2 separate regions of the Homo sapiens genome follow, and region 2 is linked to region 1. A link is a contact called in ENCODE Hi-C or POLR2A ChIA-PET data. All regions are on one chromosome and are shown on one strand. The core of a region is the stretch at or near the end of the contact, and the rest is flanking DNA. Distances in the headings are between cores, read along the strand shown.

Evidence for each region. Hi-C counts contacts between places; a loop is a spot of excess contacts on that map. ChIA-PET counts read pairs that join two places held with the same protein, here RNA polymerase II (POLR2A). Pooled maps may share reads with other maps.
Region 2: a loop to region 1 is called in a map of naive thymus-derived CD4-positive, alpha-beta T cell, with 2.8 times the contacts of the local background. The contact joins the promoter of NAGA here to the enhancer-like site in region 1. A Hi-C loop is called at or near these places in 3 of 168 maps with a recorded cell type or tissue (B cell, GM12878 and naive thymus-derived CD4-positive, alpha-beta T cell), 23 of 37 single-sample maps with no recorded cell type and 15 of 50 pooled maps. POLR2A ChIA-PET finds 5 or more read pairs at or near these places in 15 of 52 experiments (CD4-positive, alpha-beta memory T cell, Caco-2, GM12878 and 10 more).

The regions. Positions count from the first base shown.
Region 1 is chr22:42,021,078-42,024,500 of GRCh38, reverse strand. It overlaps WBP2NL (WBP2 N-terminal like), which reads right to left. Exons shown (of 6, transcript NM_152613.3): 5 at 2,145-2,252. Among named protein-coding and RNA genes, the nearest start is that of WBP2NL, 24 kb to the right of the region's middle. Within about 2 kb of position 1,885, at least 3 of the 41 ENCODE cell types and tissues checked have a DNase peak (open chromatin) inside an H3K27ac peak, as active enhancers do; they include GM12878 and PC-9, where a contact is called at or near this core.
Region 2 is chr22:42,068,922-42,072,344 of GRCh38, reverse strand. It overlaps NAGA (alpha-N-acetylgalactosaminidase), which reads left to right and starts at 1,533. Exons shown (of 9, transcript NM_000262.3): 1 at 1,533-2,063. The coding sequence starts at 2,048. RefSeq lists an enhancer at 1,223-1,272 and a silencer at 1,453-1,752.

The DNA.
Region 1 (3,423 bases), core at 636-3,135:
AAGGAAGATAAGTGTTGCTGAGGATGTGTAGAAATAGGAACACTTACATTTACACAGGAATGTAAAATAGTGCAGCACTGGAAAATAGTTGGTGGTTCCTCAAAAAGTTAGAGAATTTACATATGACCCAGAAATTCCACTCCAAGATGCATATCCAGGAGAAATGAAAACATATGTCTACGTAGAAAATTATATACAAATGCTCATAGCAGCTAGTATTCGTAATAGCCAAAAGGTGGAAACAAGACAAATGTCCATCAATGGAGGAATGAATACACAAATTGTGGTATATATGTACAATGGAGTATTATTCAGCCAGGAAAAGAAATGAAGTATTGCTACATGCTACAACTTGGAGGAACCTCAAAAACGTTATCTTGAGTGAGATAAGCCAAACACAAAAGGTCACATATTGTATGATTTCTTTTATGTGATATATTCACAATAGGTGAATCAATAAAGACAGAAAGCAGATTAGAGGATACCAGGGGATCAGAGAGGGGACAATGGGGAATAACTTCTTAGTGGCTATTAGGTGATAAAAAGTTTTGAAACCAGACCAGATGCTGTGGCTTACACCTGTAATCCCAGCACTTTGGGAAGCCAAGGCAATAGACTTGCTTGAGCCCAGGAGTGTGAGACCAGCCTAAGCAACACAGTGAGACCCTGTATCTACAAAATTTTTTTAAAAAAAAAGGCTGGCAGGGGCTGGGTGTGGTGGCTCAAGCCTGTAATCCCAGCACTTTGGGAGGCTGAGGCGGGCGGATCACAAGGTCAGGAGATCGAGACCATCCTGGCTAACACAGTGAAATCCCGTCTCTACTAAAAATACAAAAAAAAAATTAGCCGGGCGTGGTGGCGGGCGCCGGTAGTCCCAGCTACTCAGGAGGCTGAGGCAGGAGAATGGCGTGAACCCGGGAGGTGGAGCTTGCATCGCGCCACTGCACTCCAGCCTGGGCGACAGAGCAAGACTCCCTCTCAAAAAAACAAAAACAAAAACAAAAAAGGCTGCCAGAGATGGCTCATGCCTATAATCCCAGCACCTCGGGAGGGCAAGGCGGGCAGATGGCTGGAGGCCAGGAGTTCAGAACCAGCCTGGACAACATAGGGAGATTTCTGTCTCTACAAAAACACATAAAAATTAGCCGGGCATGGTGGATTGCGCCTGTGGTCCTAGCCTACTCTGGTTGGGGGGTACTGAGGTAAGAGGATCGCTTGAGCCCAGGGGGTCGAGGCTGCAGGGGGCCATGATAGTGCCACTGCACTACAGCCTGGGTGACAAAGTGAGACTCTGTCTCCAAAAAAAAAAAACACCACTTTTTGAAACTAGAGACAGCTGGTGGATGTATAATATTGTGAATACGTCAAATACTGCTAAATTTTACACTAAATACCACTGAATTGTACACATTAAAATGTTAATTATATGTTATGTGAATTTCACCAACTGAAAAAATGTTAAACCCTAGCAACAATTACTTTAGATTCTGAATATTAGACTGTAATAACCTTTAAAAACCAAGGTACCTATTAAGGTTACAAATAAGTAGCCTTTAAGTTACATACAAAACTAAAGGCCCATGGACATGCATATCAAGTTCCAAGGAGAACTCAAGAAAAGTCCCATATTTTTGTGTGTGTTGGCAGCATTAGGAGACCCTTGGTGGCCCACCAGTAGGCAGTGGACCATGTTTGAGAATTACTTTCCAGAAACCCCATTCAGTAGCAGTGGACTTTAACAACACAAACTGTTAAAGGACCCAGGGCTCGAGTCCTCAGTAAGGTTGAAGGGTGTGGCACAGGTATGATGACTATGCTATGTGAAATGGAAACAAGGAAGTGGGCAAGAGCATATATTTTCTGCTCAGGCTATAAACAGGAAGTGACCCTTCCCACTAACAGGATTGCCAAGTATGTTCCAGGTTTGTATATATCATTAAAAGTAAGCCTGAAACCAAAGCCCAGTCACTTGCTGACTTTGCCACTGGGTTTCAGTCTGGAAACAAAGTCACAGATGTGACCATTTTCCAAGCCCCTAAAGCTCTGCTGCTGCTCCTGCAGGGAGCAAGCCTGCAAGGGATAGATCTTTGAGCCTCTGGCATAATTTTCCACCTTCCAGGAAGAACCTCTCTGCCATACCTTACCTGAACAAGGCATCTGTGGAGTGCACATATTCCCTTCCCCAGTAATTACATAAATTCCCATAGAGCTGAACCAGTCATTTAAGGTTCTAAGTGGAAATCCTCGGGCAGCTGGAAAGACAAATTTGGCAAAATAGGAACTCTTTTAATTAAGTCAGATATATAGCAGATATCAACTAAACAATTAACAGAGTATTTAATCACCACCTTACATGTGTTTCCAACAATGCTCTTGAGACACAAGATAAAAAAGAAACATGGGCTGGGTGAAGTGGCTCACACCTGTAATCCCAACATTTTAGGAGGCCAAGATGGGAGGATTGCTTGACCCCAGGAGTTCAAGACCAGCCTGGGCAACATGGCAAGACCCTATCTCTACAAAAAATTTTTTAAAAATTAGCCAGGCATGGTGGTGCATGCCTGTGGTCCTAGCTACTCAGGAAGCTGAGGCAGGAGGATTGCTTGAGCCTGGAAATTTGAGGCTGCAGTGAGCCTTATCTGTGCCACTGCACTGGAGCCTCCAGCCTGGGTGACAGAGTAAGACCTTGTCTCAAAAAAAAAAAAAAAAAAGAAAGAAAGAAAAGAAATATGACCCTTGTCCTGAATGGCACGTGTCTTAAGGGCAGAGATTGTATCTCATTTGCCTGTGCTTATTCCAGGCCTAGCATAGCACCTAATCATAACAGATATTCAGAAAAAACTTCTAAGTGAGGATTCTACCAAGTTGGTAAGATATATCCATTAAAGACCAATGTGAGGAAGTGTGGTACCGAAGAAAACACTTTTGTCTTGTCTCCCCTCTGCATCTCTCTTATAAGAACACTTGTGATGGCATTTAGAGGCCACCTAAATAATCTAGGGTAATCTTGTCATCTCAAGATCCTTAAATTAATTACGTCTACAAACACCCTTTTTACAAATAACGTAACAGTCACAGATTCTGAGGATTGGGATGGGGATATATCTGGGGATCCATTATCAGCCTACCACACTGAGTTTTGCCTATGGCATGTGACCAGATGTAATGTAGACAGTTTCCAGGCCTGGCCCATAAAAATTTCCCAGGGGAGATCTTTATTTCCTTCTCTGCTGGCTGTACAAAGAGGCCATGGAAGCCATGGGTTAAAGATCGCAAGGACCGGCCAGGCGTGCTGGCTCACGCCTGTGATCCCAGCACTTTGGGAGGCTGAGGCAGGTGGATCTCCTGAGGTCAGGAGTTCGAGACCAGCCTGACCAACATGGTGAAACCCCGTCTCTACTAAAAATACAAAAATTAGCTGGG
Region 2 (3,423 bases), core at 284-2,783, 48 kb before region 1:
TCTCTACTAAAAATACAAAAATTAGCTGGGCATGGTGGCGTGCGCCTGTAGTCCCAACTACTTGGGAGGCTGAGGCAGGAGAATCGCTTGAACCTGGGCGGCGGAGGTTGCAGTGAGCAGAGATCGCGCCACTGCACTCCAGCCTGGTGACAGAGGGAGACTCTGTCTCAAAAGAAAAAAAAAAAGAAAAAAAAGTAACTACAAATATTACTGGAAACATCCCCCACCTTTCTGTGTCGGGCCTGGCCATAAAGGAATTCTCTGATCTACCTTGCCTGATACTAGGTCATAAGACTCTCATTCCAGAAGGGGTCCTGCCCTCCTCCCAGCAGGAGGGAATGCCACACAGAGAGAACAAGAAGAATCCGAATCTGAACAGACATTGCTGGGTTTCCACACTCAGCTATTAACATTAAATCATTCCCTTTTGTCTAATCGCGTTTATACACAGTTGTCCATTCCTTATTCCTTTTTTTTTTTTTCTGTTGCCCGGGCTGGAGTACAGTGACACAATCACAGCTCACTGCAACCTCGACCTCCTGGACTCAAGCAATCCTCCCACCTCAGCCTCCCGAGTAGCTGGGACCACAGGCACCTGCCTGGCTTTTTAATTTTTTGTAGAGACAGGGTCTCACTATGTTGCCCAGACTGTCCTTAAATGTCTGGCCTCAAGCGATCCCCCTGCCTCAGCCTTCCAAAGTGCTGGGATTACAGGCATGAGCCACCAGACCCGGCCAGGGCTGTCCATTCTTCATCAAACCGAGACATAAAAATAAAGATTTCCCTGAGTATTTGTGTCTTCATTCCTGAAGGCTCTCAAGTCACATAAAACATTGAGTAAATCAATCTATTATGCTTTTCTCTTGCTAACCTATATTTTATTTGTAGGAGTGTCCGCTGTGACCTTTGGGATGAGTAAGGGAAAATATCACACCTTTCTGCCCCTACAATGCCCAGAACAAAGCATTTGGCACTTAGCAGTTTCTCAATAAATACTTGATGAATGAATGAAGAAGGAAGTAGCCCAGTCTGTGCGAGTAGTCCCTGAGCGTCAGGCGGGGAAGGAGAGCCGGCTGCCTTTGCGGGAGCTGTGACCGCCTGCTTTGGTGCCTCCCACGCACCCTCCTTGTAGAGACGATTAATCCCAGACTTCCATTTTCCTAGCAGCTCACTAGGCGGGCCTTGCTTCAGAGCAGTCTCTCATTTCCTCTGCACAAAGCCCTCAACCGTCCTCTGCACGGCCGCTTACTGAGCGCCCACGGTGAGCCTGGCACGATCCTTGCCCTCTTGGTCCCCACAGAGGTGGAAGGACAGGCCTCGCGGGGTCCGGGCCACGAAGGACAGCCCCGAGTCCGTTCTGCCAATGCCTGCCTCGCTAGCACGCAGGGCGGGAGCCCAGTGGGGAAGGGCTTAGGGAGGCTGGGAGGCCGGACCCATATGGGCGGGGCACAGCGTTGCTAGGGGGGATTCTGATAGGTTGCGCGAAGGGTTGCCTTCGTGAGGCCCCGCCCTCACTGGAACGCTTCGGACTTATCAGGTTACCGGATTCGAGTCAGAAGCGGCGGCAGGTCTGAACGCTTCGGTAGGATAAGTGCGGTGGGAGGGGGCTCTGCGGTTTTGGGGAGCCCAGGGCGGGAACCCGGACCCGGCTGGAAGTCCGGAGCCTGGCCGCAGCCCCGCCCCTCCGCTCTTTCTTGGTGACCTTAAGCCAGTGGCTGCCTTTTTCTGAGCCCGGGCGGGGCCGAAGGCGGCCCGTAGGCCCTCGGGACTCCCAGCACTGCAGAGGGTGTGAGGTCTGACATCCAAGACACGTTGTTTCGTATTTCTGAAGGAAGAACTGAAGCTCCGGGAAGTGATGGCTGGGGATGGGGCGGGCAACTTGGGGACCGAGTGTACGATCCACGCCTAAGGTTGAGGGCGGCCGAGCTAGCCAGGCAGCCGTGACCCCAGTGCTTTTCAGACGTTTCTTAGCTTCCAGAGCCCAACACATACAGCTGATACACGCAGACCAGATCTGGTCAGGTCCTCGGAAGCTGAGTCCAGAGCGATGCTGCTGAAGACAGGTACCTACACCGGCTGGGGTGGCTTGGAAGGGTAGGGGTGAGTGCTACAAGGAGTGCTTTGGCCCTTCTTCCCTAATGTGGGTATGTGGAGAGACAGGTTCCTCTCTCTTTTACTTAGAGCTGGGCAGGAAGGGAGGAGATGCTTCCCCATACGGGAATCATTTCTCCTTCAAAGGGGCCCTTCCTTTCTCACTTCCTCTCCCTCAAGCACAGAGGCCCTAACTGATGGATATCAGCATGTGCGGAGAACCGCCTGTACAGTCCCTACAGTAACTCCATATTACAGATAAGGAAACTGAGGCCCGAGGGGGAAAGGTCTCACTTAGGTGAGCTGATTGGGTGCCCATCCTGGCTGGCTTACTTCTTAAGCCTCTCTGAGGCCTCTTGAGGGTCTGTGGTAGAGAGCAAAGAGCTCTGGACTGGGGCTCAGGAGACCTGGAGTCTGGCCAATGGTCCCGACTTAACGATTTTTCAACTTTACTGTGGTGTGAAAGCGACGCACATTCAGTAGAAACCACAGTACGTATACAACCTGTGTTTCAGTATTCAGTAAATTGCATGAAATATTCAACAATTTATTATAAAATAGGCTTTGTGTTAGATGATTTTGGCCAGCTGTAGGCTAATGTGCGTTGTCGCACTTTTTTTTTTTTTTTTTTTTTGAGACGGAGTCTCACTCTGTCACCCAGGCTGGAGTGGAGTAGAGTGGCGCGATCTCGGCTCACTGCAACCTCCATCTCCCAGGTTCAAGCAAGTCTCCTGCTCAGCCTCCTAAGTAGCTGGGATTACAGGCACTCACCACCTCACCCCGGTATTTTTTTGTAGTTTTAGTAGAGACAGGGTTTCACCATATTGCCCAAGCTGGTCTTGAACCCCTGACTTACGGTGATCCGCCCACCTCGGCCTCCCAAAGTGCTGGAATTACAGGAGTGAGCCACCGTGCCTGGCCTGTCCACATTTTTAAGGTAGGCTAGGCTCAGCTATGATGTTTGCCAGGTTAGGTGTATTAAGTACATTTTTGACATAATATTTTCTTTTTTATTATTTTGGGATGGGGTCTCGCACTGTCACAGCCCAGGCTAGAGTTCAGTGGCACGATCTCAGCTCACTGCAGCCTCCGCCTCTGGGGTTCAAGTGATCCTCTTGCCTCAGCCTCCCGAGTACAGCGCATGCCACCACGCCTGGCTAAGTTTTTGAATTTTTAGTAGAGACAAGGTTTCACCATGTTGGCCTGACCTCAAGTGATCCACTCGCCTCGGCCTTCCAGAGCGTTGGGATTACAGGCATGAGCCACTGCATCTGGCTGATGTGATATTTTCAACTTACACTGGGCTTATGAGAACGTAGTTCCGTGGTAGGC